2 separate regions of the Homo sapiens genome follow, and region 1 is linked to region 2. Evidence: read pairs that join two places in POLR2A ChIA-PET (ENCODE). Cell type or tissue: endothelial cell of umbilical vein. All regions are shown on one strand. Each heading gives the region's core, and the rest is flanking DNA. Links, peaks and the distances in the headings are about the cores only. Region 1 has its middle 47 kb from the start of MIR6817. Region 2 has its middle 110 kb from the start of MIR6817.

What was found. ChIA-PET counts read pairs that join two places held together with the same protein. Peaks named below come from ENCODE experiments on the same cell type or tissue, not always from the same donor. Only the 100,000 strongest peaks of a DNase experiment are listed, where the experiment ranks them.
Region 1: POLR2A ChIA-PET joins it to region 2 with 6 read pairs; 2 of 35 experiments call an interaction of 5 or more read pairs at or near these places.

Annotation. Positions count from the first base shown.
Region 1 is chr22:25,405,404-25,412,184 of GRCh38, forward strand. It overlaps the pseudogene LRP5L. Among named protein-coding and RNA genes, the nearest start is that of MIR6817, 47 kb to the right of the region's middle. RefSeq lists a silencer at 1-164. In endothelial cell of umbilical vein, for the core only: no CTCF peak of the experiment used is centred there; no DNase peak of the experiment used is centred there.
Region 2 is chr22:25,344,591-25,351,371 of GRCh38, forward strand. It overlaps the pseudogene PHF10P2. Among named protein-coding and RNA genes, the nearest start is that of MIR6817, 110 kb to the right of the region's middle. In endothelial cell of umbilical vein, for the core only: no CTCF peak of the experiment used is centred there; a DNase peak (open chromatin) is centred at 3,321; H3K27ac peaks cover 1,411 bases.

The sequences.
Region 1 (6,781 bases), core at 817-5,816, 61 kb after region 2:
CGACTGGGAGGAGGGAGCAGGGCGCGCGTGAGCGGAAGCAGCGCCGCGTCTCCGCCCCCCGCTGACGCAGCCGCCCGCGCCCCAGGGAGCCGGCCGGCGGCCGGGCGGGCCCCACGGCCCCAGCGGCCCGGGTCCCCGCGGCCCCTCCCCGCGCTCCTCGCCCTGCCCTGGGGGCGCCGCCGGGAGGCTCGGCGCGGGGCTGGGGCGCGGGGTTTCCGCCCCGCGGGGCCCGGGGGCAGATCTGGGCCAGGAGCCCGGTGTGTTACCTGTGGAGCCTCTATGAGTGGGGAAACTGAGGCACGGGGCGGGGCTGCCCAAGGGCACACAGCGAGGCAGTTTCAGGGCAGGAAGCCTGGGGTCCCATGGTGCGGCCCTGACACTTGTTCTCACCTGTGGAGGGCAGAGGAGGGGACAGGGAGAGAACTGCATGAAGCTGGCCAGCTGGGAGTGGAGGTGGGTTTGAATTTTTACTTTAAACTAAATGTGTACTCTCTACCTTAATTATGAATTATGAGACACGAAGACTGCGAAACAGACACGCTCCTCTAAAAGTGCCTCTAGGCTGACAGGGGAAAAGTCCCGCCAGGCTTCCAGACGCCACCTTTGAGTCCTTCAACAAGCAGGCCAAGGCCTCTTGCCCACCGGTGTCAGCTCAGCCACTGAACCCTCGAGGAAGAAGAGGTGCTCGAAGGGGAAGAATCTCACCCAGGCACAGCCTGGAAGGGGCACAGAAGGGGCTCTGGAACCAGCAAGCCCAAGTTCAAACTCCCGATCTGCTACTTTCTAGAACGACTGTGCCCTTGGCGGGTCTAAATAGAACCTCTCCGGGCACTCCTTCCTCCCTTGTAAAGTGGGAACAGCAATGGCCACCTTGCAGGTTCAGAGAGGGCTTGCAATACCTCACAGAACTGGGTGCCCGCGAACGTGTGCGTTCCTCCAGATTTGTGACAAATTTGCCAGGCTGGCGTGAGGCTGAACGCCTCTGCCCTCATGGGGTTTAAATTCTAGGAAGGGAGACCGACAAAAACAAGAAGACAAAATTAAAACAACAAAAGGCCCATTGACAGAACATGAAGAATGTCATGAAAAATGAAGGGTGTTGGGCTGCAGTGTTGGGAAACTCTGGCTTAGGGAAGGAAGGACACTTGAGCTGCCACCAAGGAGCAGCTGTCCGGCAGAAGGGCAGTTCAGGAAGAGCACACATCAATAGAGGAGGCCCTGCGGCAGGGGCCAGCGTGGTCAATGGACTGGGAGGAGGAACCACATCAGGCCACGAGCTGGAGCTGAGGGGTGGAAGGTGGAGCTGGGGGAAGGAAGAGGCCAGCTGGGGCCAGCACATGTCAGACCTCAGGCAGGGAAGAGGAATTGATAATGTACCCCACCAGCAATGGGAAGACAGGCTAGGATTTAAGCAGCAAAAATCCTTTCCCTTCTTGCACCCTGTGTCCACCTCTACCTCGACCCCCTTCCGCCTGACCTCATGGCAGCCAGGGAAGCTCCAGGGTTTGTGAGGGCCGCCATCTCAGGAGAGAAACAAGGGTCTCGGGCACCTTCAGGGCCGGCTCCAGCCACACTTATTCCCTGACCTCTCAGCCTCCTTAGCCACTCTCCCTTCCCACATCTCACCCTGCTACAGCCACAGTGGCATCCCTGTGGGTTCTCAAACACACTAGGCACACTCCTGCCTCAGGGCCTTTGCACTTGCTGTTCTCTGCTACAAGTTTTTTTTTTTTTTTTTTTTTTTTGAGACAGGGTCTCGCTCTGTCACCCAGGCTGGAGTGTAGTGGTGTGATCATAGCTCACTGCAACCTCGAACTCCTGAGCTCATGCAATCCTCCCACCTCAGCCTCTCCAGTAGTTAGTTTTCGTTGTTTTGTTTTGTTTGAGATGGAATCTCACTCTGTTGCCCAGGCTGGAGAGGCTGGAGTGCAATGCCACAATCTTGGCTCACTGCAACCTCTGCCTCCCAGGTCCAAGCGATTCTCCTGACTCAGCCTCCCAAGTAGCTGGGATTACAGGCATGCGCCACCGCGCCTGGCTCATTTTTGTAATTTTAGTAGAGACAGGGTTTCACCATGTTGGTCTGGCTGGTCTTCAACTCGTGACCTCAGGTGATCCACCCGCCTTGGCCTCCCAAAGTACTGGGATGACAGGCATGAGCCGCTGTGCCCGGCTCTAGTACTTAGGACTACAGACAGGGACCATCATGCCTGGTGATCCTCCCACCTTTTCTGCTTCAACTCTTTCACCCCACTTAGCCACATGGCTTTACTCTCTTACCTCTTCGGCTCCTCAGTCAGGCCTGACCACCCCTGTTGAAAATTGCAAATCATACCCCCCCACCGCCCACTCTTGCCAGCAGTTTCTGCTCCATTTCTCTGATTTACTTTTCTCCTTTGCACTCATCACTACCTGACATGTTTACATATCTTTATTCCCTCCACTAGCAAGGAAGCCCCAGGAGAGCAGAGAGTGTAGTTTTGTTCCCTGATGTGTTTCCTGTGCCTGTACCAGGGCCTAGCACACAGCAGGTGCTCAGTAAATGTTGGATGAACGAATACAGTGAAAGGATCCAATCTACATTTATAAAGAGGGCACTCTGGCTGCTGAGTGGGGATGAGACTGTCAGGAGGAGAGAGGCCCCTGTGGGGGCCTGGCCAGCAGGTGGGTACAATGGTAGCAGCTTGGACTCAAGTGGGTGGGGCCTGCTTAGGGCTCTGGCTGCAGGAATCAAGGGAAGGGGGCACAGGATGGCCTACAACTGGTCCAAAGTCAAGTCAGGTTTCTAAATTTGGGAAGCGATACAGAAAATCTGAAGACTCTACTGGCCAGTTATTTAAATGGTTACATAGAAAATGTACCAAGAATATTAAAAAAAAAAAAAGGCTAGGCACGGTGGCTCATGCCTGTAATCCCGGCACTTTGGGAGGCCGAGGCGGGTGGATCACAAGGTCAGAAGATCAAGACAATCCTGGCCAACACGGTAAAACCCCATCTCTACTAAAAATACAAAAAATTAGCCGGGCGTGGCGGCAGGCGCCTGTAGTCCCAGCTACTTGGGAGTCTGAGGCAGTAGAATGGCATGAACCCGGGAGACAGAGCTTGCAGTGAACTGAGATCCCGCCACTGCACTTCAGCCTGGGCAACAGAGCGAGACTCCGTCTCAAAAAAAAAAAAAAAAAAAGCATCATGAAGAGGTCATCAGAGACTTCCAGAGAGTAAAGGGGCTGTGGGCCGGGCACAGTGGCTCATGCCTGTATTCCCAGCACTTTGGGAGGCCGAGGAGGGTGGATCATGAGGTCGGGAGTTCAAGACCAGCCTGGGAAACACAGTGAAACCCCATCTCTACTAAAAATACAAAAAATTAGCTGGGCGTGGTGGCGGGCACCTGTAATCACAGCTACTTGGGAGGTTGAGGCAGGAAAATTGCTAGAACCTGGAAGGCAGAGGTTGCAGTGAGCCGAGATTGCACCACTAGACTCCACCCTGGGAGAGAGAGCAAGACTCCATCTCAAAAAGGAAACAAAAAAGAAAGGGGCTGTGGCCTGCGGCCCAAAGCACACTACTGCAAGGTCCCAGGGTGCCTGACTCCAACCAGAGCCTTGAGAAAATTCATTTGCAAAGAATGAATTAAAACTCATCAGTATTTTATTCTGCAGGATTCTGACACCCCAAGGACATCATTTTTAGACCCTTCAGTAAGGTGATAAGTAACCAGAGGATGTGCTAAGCTTCCACTTCCCCAGACGGTTGCCTGTCACAGCTCATCAGGACACCAAATTTTTCTTAGGCTTCAAATTTGGAAAGGTTCACTCTCAGTTTGTTCCTCAGATGCAAGTCCGTCCCAATCAAGTAACAAGGGCTCAGCACCTGTCCAATCTCATTGCTTCTGGGGACAGGGACCCATCACAGGATGCTGTTTCAAGCTCTGTGACACTTGGGCAAAGTGCCTTTGGTTTCCTTCCCAGACTGGAATGTGCTGGCTCTGTGAAGTTACACCGGGCACAAGAGCCCCTCCCAACCTGGCCAGACTGACTGCTGTGGTCAGAGGTGCCCCTGGGGCTTTTGGAGCCACAGCATCTTCCTGAGGGCAGCACCAGAGGAGGTCCCAGTGGGACTGCCCATTGCAAGGCCCATGCCTCAGGCCCCTGCAGACCTCTCCCCCAAAACAGGCAATACCTCCTGGCAACTTGCCCCAGGAGCAGGCGAGGGAAGGCCACCATTGGCCCATGGTACTGGGCTCTGGAGGGCTTGGTTGGTAACAGGTCATGGTTTCTATGAGCCAGCTAGGGTGTGAAGGACACAGGCTGGATTCACCTCTCTGGGCCTCAGTTTCTGCATTCAAAAAATGGGAATCATGATATCTGTTCTATTTCTTATCTCTCAGTACTGATGTGAACCTCCAATAAGAGTTTGAACAATACTTTTTATACCTTACTTTTATTTTTCATTTACTTTGGGACAATGTCTAGCTGTCTCACCTAGTCTGGAGTGCAGTGGTGTGATCATGGCTCACTACAGCCTTAACCTCCTGGGCTCAAGTGATCCTCCTACCACAGCCTCCCAAGTAGCTGGAACTACAGTCATGCACCGCCATACCTGGCTAATTTTTTCTTTTGAGACAAGGTTTCACTCTTTCACCCAGGCTGGAGTGCAGTGGTGTACTCTTGGCTCACTGCAGCCTCAACCTCCCCGAACTTAGGTGATCCTCACACTTCAGTCTCCCAAGTAGCTGGTACTACAGGCGTGTGCCAGTACAGCCGGCTAATATTTTTGTATTTTTGTAGAGATGGGGTTTCACTATGTTGCCCAGGCTGGTCTTGAACTCTTAGGTTTAAGCAATCTACCTTCCTCAGCCTCCCAAAGTGCTAAGATTATAGGTGGGATCCTCCACCCCACCTGGCCTGTAATCCTACCACTTAAAAAAGGCCTGTAACCCTAGCAGTTAAAAAAAATTTTTTTTTAGCTTTTTGTAGAGATGAGGGGAGGGTCTCACTATGTTGCCCAGGCTGGTCTTGAACTCCTAGGATTAAGCCATCCTCCTGGCCTGGCCTCCCACAGTGTTGGCATTATAAGCATGAGCCATTATACCTTACTTTTTTTTTTTTTTTTGAGACGGAGTTTTGTTCTTGTTGCCCAGGCTGGAGTGCAATGGCACGATCTTGGCTCACCGCAGCCTCTGCCTCCCGGGTTCAAGTGATTCTCCTGCCTCAGCCTCCCAAGTAGCTGGGATTACAGGCATGTGCCACCATGCCTGGCTAATTTTGTATTTTTAGTAGAAATGGGGTTTCTCCATATACCTTACTTTTAAAGCGCTGCATTCATGTAAATTGTGATTAACATGGATTCAAGAGAGGGAGTGAGGACAAATGAGCTAGGCACTCACCTCAGCTGTCATCCTCCACTTCTCTCCTCCTTCTGACAGTCATTGTCCATCCCTGTTTCTGTAGCCATTTCTTTGACCCTCCTGATCATTTGGCTGGTCACAGTAACTTGCCTCCTGGGAGAGAATGCCCTGGGCAGGCCCTCATGAGTGGTGAAAAATAATCTGCAGTGAAAAATAAAACTGCTAAGAAGTCCGGTCCACTGAACAGTCTTATTTTTTCACTGCAGTTGAAGGAGTTGACATTCAGTTTTCATTTTCATTTTTAAGTGCTTTAAAGACACCTACAGTGGATTGAACCGTGGCCTTCAAAAAGATATATCCACATCCTAATCCCTGGGACCTGTGAATGTTAACCGAGTTGGGAAAAGGGTCTTCCCAGATGTCATTAAGTTAAAGATCTTGAGATGGATTATCCAGGTGGACTCTGCGTCCAAGGACAAATGGTCCTTAGAAAAGAAAAGCAAAGGCTGGGTGCTGTGGCTCAAGCCTGTAATCCCCGCACTTTGGGAGGCCGAGGTGGGTGGATCACCTGAGGTCATGAGTTTGAGACGAGCCTGGACAACATGGTGAAACCCCATCTCTACTAAAAATACAAAAATTAGCTGGGCTTGGTGGCATGCACCTGTAATCCCAGCTACTCAGGAAGCTGAGGCAGGAGAATCGCTTGAACCCAGGAGGCGAAAGTTGCAGTGAGCCGAGATCATGCCACTGCACTCCAGCCTGGGCAACAAAAGTGAAACTCCATCTCATAAAAGAAAAAATAAAAGAAAGGAAAAGAAAAGCGTACAGAGATTTGAGACAGAAGAGGAGAGTGAAGAAGAGAAGGCCATGTGAAGATGAAGCAGAGGTCGGAGCCATGCAGCCAGAAGCCAAGGAACACCTGGAGCCCCCAGAAGTTGGAAGACGTAGGAAGGAGCCTCCCCTAGAGCCTCCAGAGGGAGCACAGCCCTGGCAACACCTCCATCTCGGACTTCTAGCCTCCGGCACTGTGAGATCATCAATTCCCATTGGTTTTTTTTTGGTTGTTGTTGTTTGTTTTTTTGAGACGGAGTCTCGCTCTGTTGCCTAGGCTGGAGTGCAGTGGCACGATCTAGGCTCACTGCAAGCTCTGCCTCCTGGGTTCACGCCATTCTCCTGCCTCAGCCTCCCGAGTAGCTGGGACTACAGGTACCCGCCACCACGCCCAGCTAATTTTTTGTGTATTTTTAGTAGAGACGTGGTTTCACCTTGTTAGCCAGGATGGTCTTGATCTCCTGACCTTGTGATCCGCCCGCCTCAGCCTCCCAAAGTGCTGGGATTACAGGCATGAGCCACCTCGCCTGGCCAATTCCCATTGTTTTAAGCCACCAGATTTGTGGTAATTTGTTATGGCAGTCACAGGAAATGAATACAGCA
Region 2 (6,781 bases), core at 755-5,754:
GTTTGATCTCAGACTGCTGTGCTAGCAATGAGCGAGGCTTCGTGGGCGTAGGACCCTCCAAGCAAGGTGCGGGATACAGTCTCCTGGTGTGCCATTTGCTAAGACCTTTGGAAAAGTGCAGTATTAGGGTGAGAGTCACCCGATTTTCCAGGTGCCATCTGTCATCCCTTTCCTTGGCTAGGAAAGGGAATTCCCTGACCCCATGCACTTCCTGGGTGAGGCGATGCCTCGCCCTGCTTCGGCTCACGCTCGGTGCGCTGCACCTGCTGTCCGACAATCCCCAGTGAGATGAACCCGGTACCTCAGTTGGAAATGCAGAAATCATTTGTCTTCTGCGCCACTCACGCTGGGAGCTGTAGACTGGAGCTGTTCCTATTCAGCCATCTTGGCTCCACCTCCCATAATAAACATTTTAAAACATTTAAACATTTCAAACATTTCTATTTTTATTTACAGTAAAGTTTACTCTTTTTGGTGAAGCTAATAAAACCTAGTATAATTTTCTAAAAATTATTGACTCATGTAACTATCACAATTGAAATACAGAATATTTCCACCACCACCCCCAAATTTCTCTAAGCACCCCTTTTTTAGAAACACAGTCTCACTCTGTCACCCAGGCTGGTGTGCAGAGGTGCAATCTCGGCTCACTGCAAACTCCACCTCCTGGATTCAAGTGATTCTCTTGCCTCAGCCTCTCAAGTAGCTGGAATTACAAGTGTGGTCACCACACCCGGGTAATTTTTGTATTTTTAGTAGAGACAGGGTTTCGCCATGTTGGCCAGGCTGGTCTCAAATTCCTGGCCCCAAGTGACCCATCTGCCTCAGCCTCCCACAGTGCTGGGATTACAGGGGTGAGCCCCTGCTCTCAGCCTCCCACAGTGCTGGGATTACTGGGGTGAGCCCCTGCTCTCAGCCTCCCACAGTGCTGGGATTACAGGGGTGAGCCGCTGCTCTCAGCCTCCCACAGTGCTGGGATTACAGGGGTGACCCACCTGCCTCAGCCTCCCACAGTGCTGGGATTACAGGGGTGAGCCGCTGCTCTCAGCCTCCCACAGTGCTGGGATTACAGGGGTGACCCACCTGCCTCAGCCTCCCACAGTGCTGGGATTACAGGGGTGAGCCCCTGCTCTCAGCCTCCCACAGTGCTGGGATTACAGGGGTGAGCTGCTGCCTCAGCCTCCCACAGTGCTGGGATTACAGGGGTGAGCCCCTGCTCTCAGCCTCCCACAGTGCTGGGATTACAGGGGTGAGCCCCTGCTCTCAGCCTCCCACAGTGCTGGGATTACAGGGGTGAGCCGCTGCTCTCAGCCTCCCACAGTGCTGGGATTACAGGGGTGAGCCGCTGCTCTCAGCCTCCCACAGTGCTGGGATTACAGGGGTGACCCACCTGCCTCAGCCTCCCACAGTGCTGGGATTACAGGGGTGAGCCGCTGCTCTCAGCCTCCCACAGTGCTGGGATTACAGGGGTGACCCACCTGCCTCAGCCTCCCACAGTGCTGGGATTACAGGGGTGAGCCCCTGCTCTCAGCCCTTACGTTCCTTTTACATTCAAACCCTTTCTGTACCCCAACCATGGCAACCACTGGTCTCTTTCTGACCCTATACTGTTGATTTTTACAGAATATCACAGAAATGCAAACGTAAAGGATGTTGTGTCTGAAATTGGTGGGTTCTTGGTCTCACTGACTTCAAGAATGAAGCCGCGGACCTCTGTGGTGAGTGTTCTTAAAGATGGTGTGTCCAGAGTTTGTTCCTTCTGATGTTTGGACGTGTTCGGAGTTTCTTCCTTCTGGTGGGTTTGTGGTCTCGCTGGCTTCAGGAATGAAGCTGCGGACCTTTGCAGTGAGTGTTACAGCTCATAAAGGCAGTGTGGAGCCAAAGAGTAGCAGATTGGTCCATTTTGACAGGGTGCTGATTGGTGCATTTATAAACCTTTAGCTAGACACAAAAGTTCTCCAAGTCTCCACTAGATGAGCTAGACACAGCACGGATTAGTGCTTTTACAAACCTTGAGCTAGACACAGGGTGCTGATTGGTGCGTTTACAAACTTGAGCTAGACATAGAGCACTGATCCGTGCATTTACAATCCTTTAGCTAGACAGAAAAGTTCTCCAAGTCCCCACCAGATTAGCTAGATACAGTGTGCTGATTGGTGCATCCACGAACCCCGAGCTAGACACAGAATGCTGATTGGTGCATATACCATCCTCTGGGTAGACATATAAAAGTTCTCCAAGCCCCCACCAGATTCAGGAGTCCAGCTGGCTTCACCTCGTGGATCCCACACCAGGGCCACACGGGCGGAGCTGCCCGCCAGTCCTGTGCGTGTGCATGCACCCCTCAGCCCTTGGGCAGTCGATGGGACTGGGCACCGCAGAGCAGGGGGCGTCGCCTGTCGGGGAAGCTTGGGCCGTGAGGGAGCCCACAGTGCTGGGGAGCATGCCTTGGGCATGGTGGGCTGCAGGTCCCGAGCCCTGCCCTGTGGGGAGGTGGCTGAGGCCTGGCAAGAATTTGAGTGTGGTGTGGATGGGCCGGCAGTGCTGTGGGACCCAGTGCACCCTCCACAGGTGCTGGCCTGGGTGCTAAGCCCCTCACTGCCACTCTGAGTGTCGGACCCACTGAGCCCACGCCCACCCAGAACGCATGCTGGCCTGTGAGCACCGCGAGCAGCTCTGGTTCCCGCCCGCGCCTCTCCCTCCACACCTCCCCGCAAGCAGAGGGAGTCAGTTCCAGCCTCGGCCAGCCCAGAGAGGGGCTCACACAGTGCAGCAGTGGGCTGAAGGGTTCCTCAAGCGTGGTCAGAGTGGGCGCCAAGGCCAAGGAGGTGCCGAGAGTGAGCGAGGGCTGCCAGCACGCTGTCATCTCTCAATGTGACCGTTTTTTAAATTAAACTTTTTATTTTGAGATTATTGTAGCTTCTCATGCAGCTGTGAGGAATAATACAGAGGAATCCTAGGTACTCTGGCCAGTTCCCTCAAGGGTAGGACCTTGCAGCTACAGTAATGGATCAGAGCCAGGATACTGACATTGATACAGCAAGAAGGGAATGCTTCCCTCCCAAACATCCCTCATGTTGCCCTTTCACAGGAACACTCACTTCCCACTGTCCCAAACCCCTCCTTAGCCCCTGGCAACTACTAATTTGGTCTCCACTTGTATAATTTTGTTATTTCAAGAATGTTCTGCACATGGAATCATACAGTATGTGACCTCTGGGGACTGGCTTTCTCCCACTCAGCATAGTTTTCTGGGTGTTCCTCCAGGTGGCTCAATTGCAACGTAGTTTTTTCCTTTTTAATGCTGACTAGGAGTCTAAGTATGTAACCTTCTGAGCCTGGCTTCCTGAGTTCAGTGTAACAATGTTGCAATTCATCCCAGTTGCCTTATGGATCAATAGTTTGTTCCCCTATTATTGCCGAGCCTGATTCCATTTATGAAGGTATGACACTTTGTTTAGCCATTCACCAGTTGAATGACAATTGGGTTGTTTCCACGTGTGTGCATATGTGTGTGTGGTGGGTCAAACCAGATGTTTCTGCTTCTTGCCAGTGGTGAATAAAACCAGTATAAATATTTGCATTCAAATTTTTGTTTGAACATAAGTTTTCATTCCATTTGGATAAAAACCCAGGAGTAGGGTTTGCTTGATATGCATAAGCGTGTATTTATTAGAAATTGCCAAATGGTTTTCAGAGGGGAAGCCTCCTATGGGGGTGGGGACATAGGAGTAGGGGAGGGTTCAGTTAATGCAGCCTCTGCCAGCCCAGCTGGGAAGTGGGCCTGTGTCCCAGCACCAAGGTGCTCAAGCCCCATGCCCAGACCTGAGCTAGATAGGGTCTCAAGATCACAGTCAAGGGACAGAAGCAGCATCTTCTGCTCCAGAAGCTTCTGTTCATGCAGGCCCTGCCTCCGCCTCAGGGCTCTGCAGGAACTGTTCAAAATGCTGGGTGCAGAGCTGTGGCCAACTGTGGGGCACAGCCAAGACACTCACAGCTCAGAGGGACCCAGGGTGGGCTGGCCGAAGCTGGAAGTGGGTCCCTGCAGTTCATACCCCCCCCCAACCCCCACCCCACTGCCTCCAGACCCTGGACATTTCAGTGGGGCTGGGCCAGTTACAGGGAGGTAAAGGGAAATGGGGACCCTTCCAATTGCTGCCCTGGTTACCCTAAGGTCTTGAGTAGTGACAAGGAACTTGGCAGCACAGCTGCCCCCAAGAGGCCTTCCAGGGTCCCTCCTCTGTGGACAGGACTTCAGACTGGACAGTTACTCATCTGTTTTTATCAGTCTGTCCATCCATATATCTGTCCATACACACACCCCCATCCTTCCACAAGCCCCCTGAGGCCTCCTGGGTCCTGACCTATATAGACCCTCAGCTCCTGATGTCCCAGGCAAGGCAGGATCGGCCTAGCCCAGCCCCAGGTGAGACCTGGCCTAGCCCAGCCCCAGGTGAGACCTGGCCTAGCCCAGCCCCAGGTGAGACCTGGCCTAGCCCAGCCCCAGGTGAGACCTGGCCTAGCCCAGCCCCAGGTGAGACCTGGCCTAGCCCAGCCCCAGGTGAGACCTGAAGTGTGCCTGCTCATGCACCATGGGAGAAGGGGGCTGTGGCACTGGGGTCCCCTGGGAGTACTTGTCCCTGCTCTGACCCCATTTCAGGGATGCAGAAAAGAGGCCTCAGAGCAGAGTAAGGCCGAGTCAGGGCTACAGAGCCCGATGGCCACCCCTCCCCTGAACGGCTAGGAGGAGGGAGGGCAGCTGGCAAAGGCCTGCAGGAGCCCAGAGCGTGTTCTTCCAAGTGGAGCCTCTGCTGTGGGAGCCCCAGCCACAGGGTCAGACAAAGTGTCCTGCCCAAGCTCAGCCCTCATCAGCCCTTGAACTTGGGAAATTTGATTCCCTTCAGTGGGCCTCAGTTTCCTCATCTGTACGGGGGGTGATAACAGTCTCTCTTCTTGTCTTTTGATTTGTCTTCCCTGGAAAGAGTCCTCCTGGCTGTCAGGAGGGCTTTCCCCTTCAGATACATTCATTGCCAGAGGAGCTATCCAAAGTGCCTTTATTTTTCCGTTTTTCGTCACCTCGACCATCTTCGCCATCATTTGAATCACTGTCTACAGCAGGGAGCTCAGGATCCAGAGGGGGGCTCATACAGGGCTGTGTTTAATGGCAGGTACCAGAGCTCATCTGGTGAGTACCTTTTATAATATTCCTCAAACTGTCGAACTGTCAGGGGATGAGACCCACTGGGTAAGAACTAATCATTGTTTGCTCTGTTGGCAAAACTTTGTAATTCCCTTGAGGCACCTGGATAACATGTGTCTGCAAGTCAAAATAAGCTCTTCTTCCATGCGTTCCCAGTTTACGTTGCTGTTAAATTCAGCTGCTTTTTTGGCAGCTTTCTTAATATCCTCAGGCACTTTACTGGCTTCAACTTTCTGAGTATTCTGTTGTTGCATTTGGGAATACTCTTTATAATGGTCTGTAATTCGCTGACATTCATTTTCTTGTAGAATAACAGAATACTCAGCATGTTTGGCTGGATATTCTTTTATCATTAAATCAATCACTTCATCACTGCGCAATGCTGTTATACCTAGCATGCACTGAGTTTCAGTAATGACTTTAGCTCTCTCAGGTAGAGTTTCTCCTTGTGAGACAAATCTCGCTCTAAATCTGGATATTTCCTTTTAAAGGAGGTCACACCCAAATATTCACTGACTTGTTATTGAAGCATATAGTATTCTCCTATTTCATCAGGTGGCCTTTTGTACTCTATCAAATTTTCTGCTGGATAGTGACTAAAGCCAAGATCTTGACTTGAAGTTTCATAACTATTAGAACTACCTCCTGAGCCCATTCACCTCCTTTTGGATGGCTGGGTCCCATCATTTGAATTATCTTCATTATCATCCTTCCGGGACTGTGCTCCGGGGCTGGCTGGGTCACTGTCGCAGGCACGCAGCGGGGACAGCTCAGCCCCAGTTCCTGCCGCCATTGCCTCCGCCTCCTCCTGGTGGCCGCTGGGACCCCCCCACACCGCCCCCTCCTCCCAGGGGCAGGCACCGCCATGGCTGCAGCCTGCACACCAGGGCGCCCAAGACTGGGAGGGTGCCTGGTGCAGGCCGGAGGCTGCCGAGCTCCACTTCAGCCCCACCGCCACCTCCTCAGCGCCGCTGCCCCGCACAGCTGCGCCACTGGCTTCAGCACCACCGTGACTCCCTTCAGCCCCTTCGCTCGCCTCAGCCCCGGGGCCGCCTGGCTCCCCACGCCCGGCATTGTACTCGGCCACAGCTCCCCCTAGCTAGCAGCGTGCCCCTAAACCCTTCTTTAGAAGGCAAAAAGTCTTTCTAGGCCGGGTACGGTGGCTCACGCCTGTAATCCCACCACTTTGTGAGGCCAAGGCGGGCAGATCACCTGAGGTCAAGAGTTCAAGACCAGCCTGGCCAACATGGTGAAACCCTGTCTCTACTAAAAAAACTAGCTGGGTGTGGTTGCATATGCCTGTAAACCCAGCTACTTAGGAGGCTGAGGCAGGAGAATCGCTTTAACCTGGGAGGTGGAGGTTGCGGTGAGCTGAGATCATGCTACTGCACACTCCACCCTGGGCGACAGAGCAAGACTCCGTCTCAAAAAAAAAAAAAAAAAAAAAAAAAAAAAAAAAAAAAAAAGGTCTTCCTGTATTTGTCCTGGATGTTTATATTTGCACTATAAATGAAGAAAGAGTGCTAAGCAAACGGGCACTGGAAAGACAGCGGGTGGGGTGTCTGAGGTCAAGCTCAACGG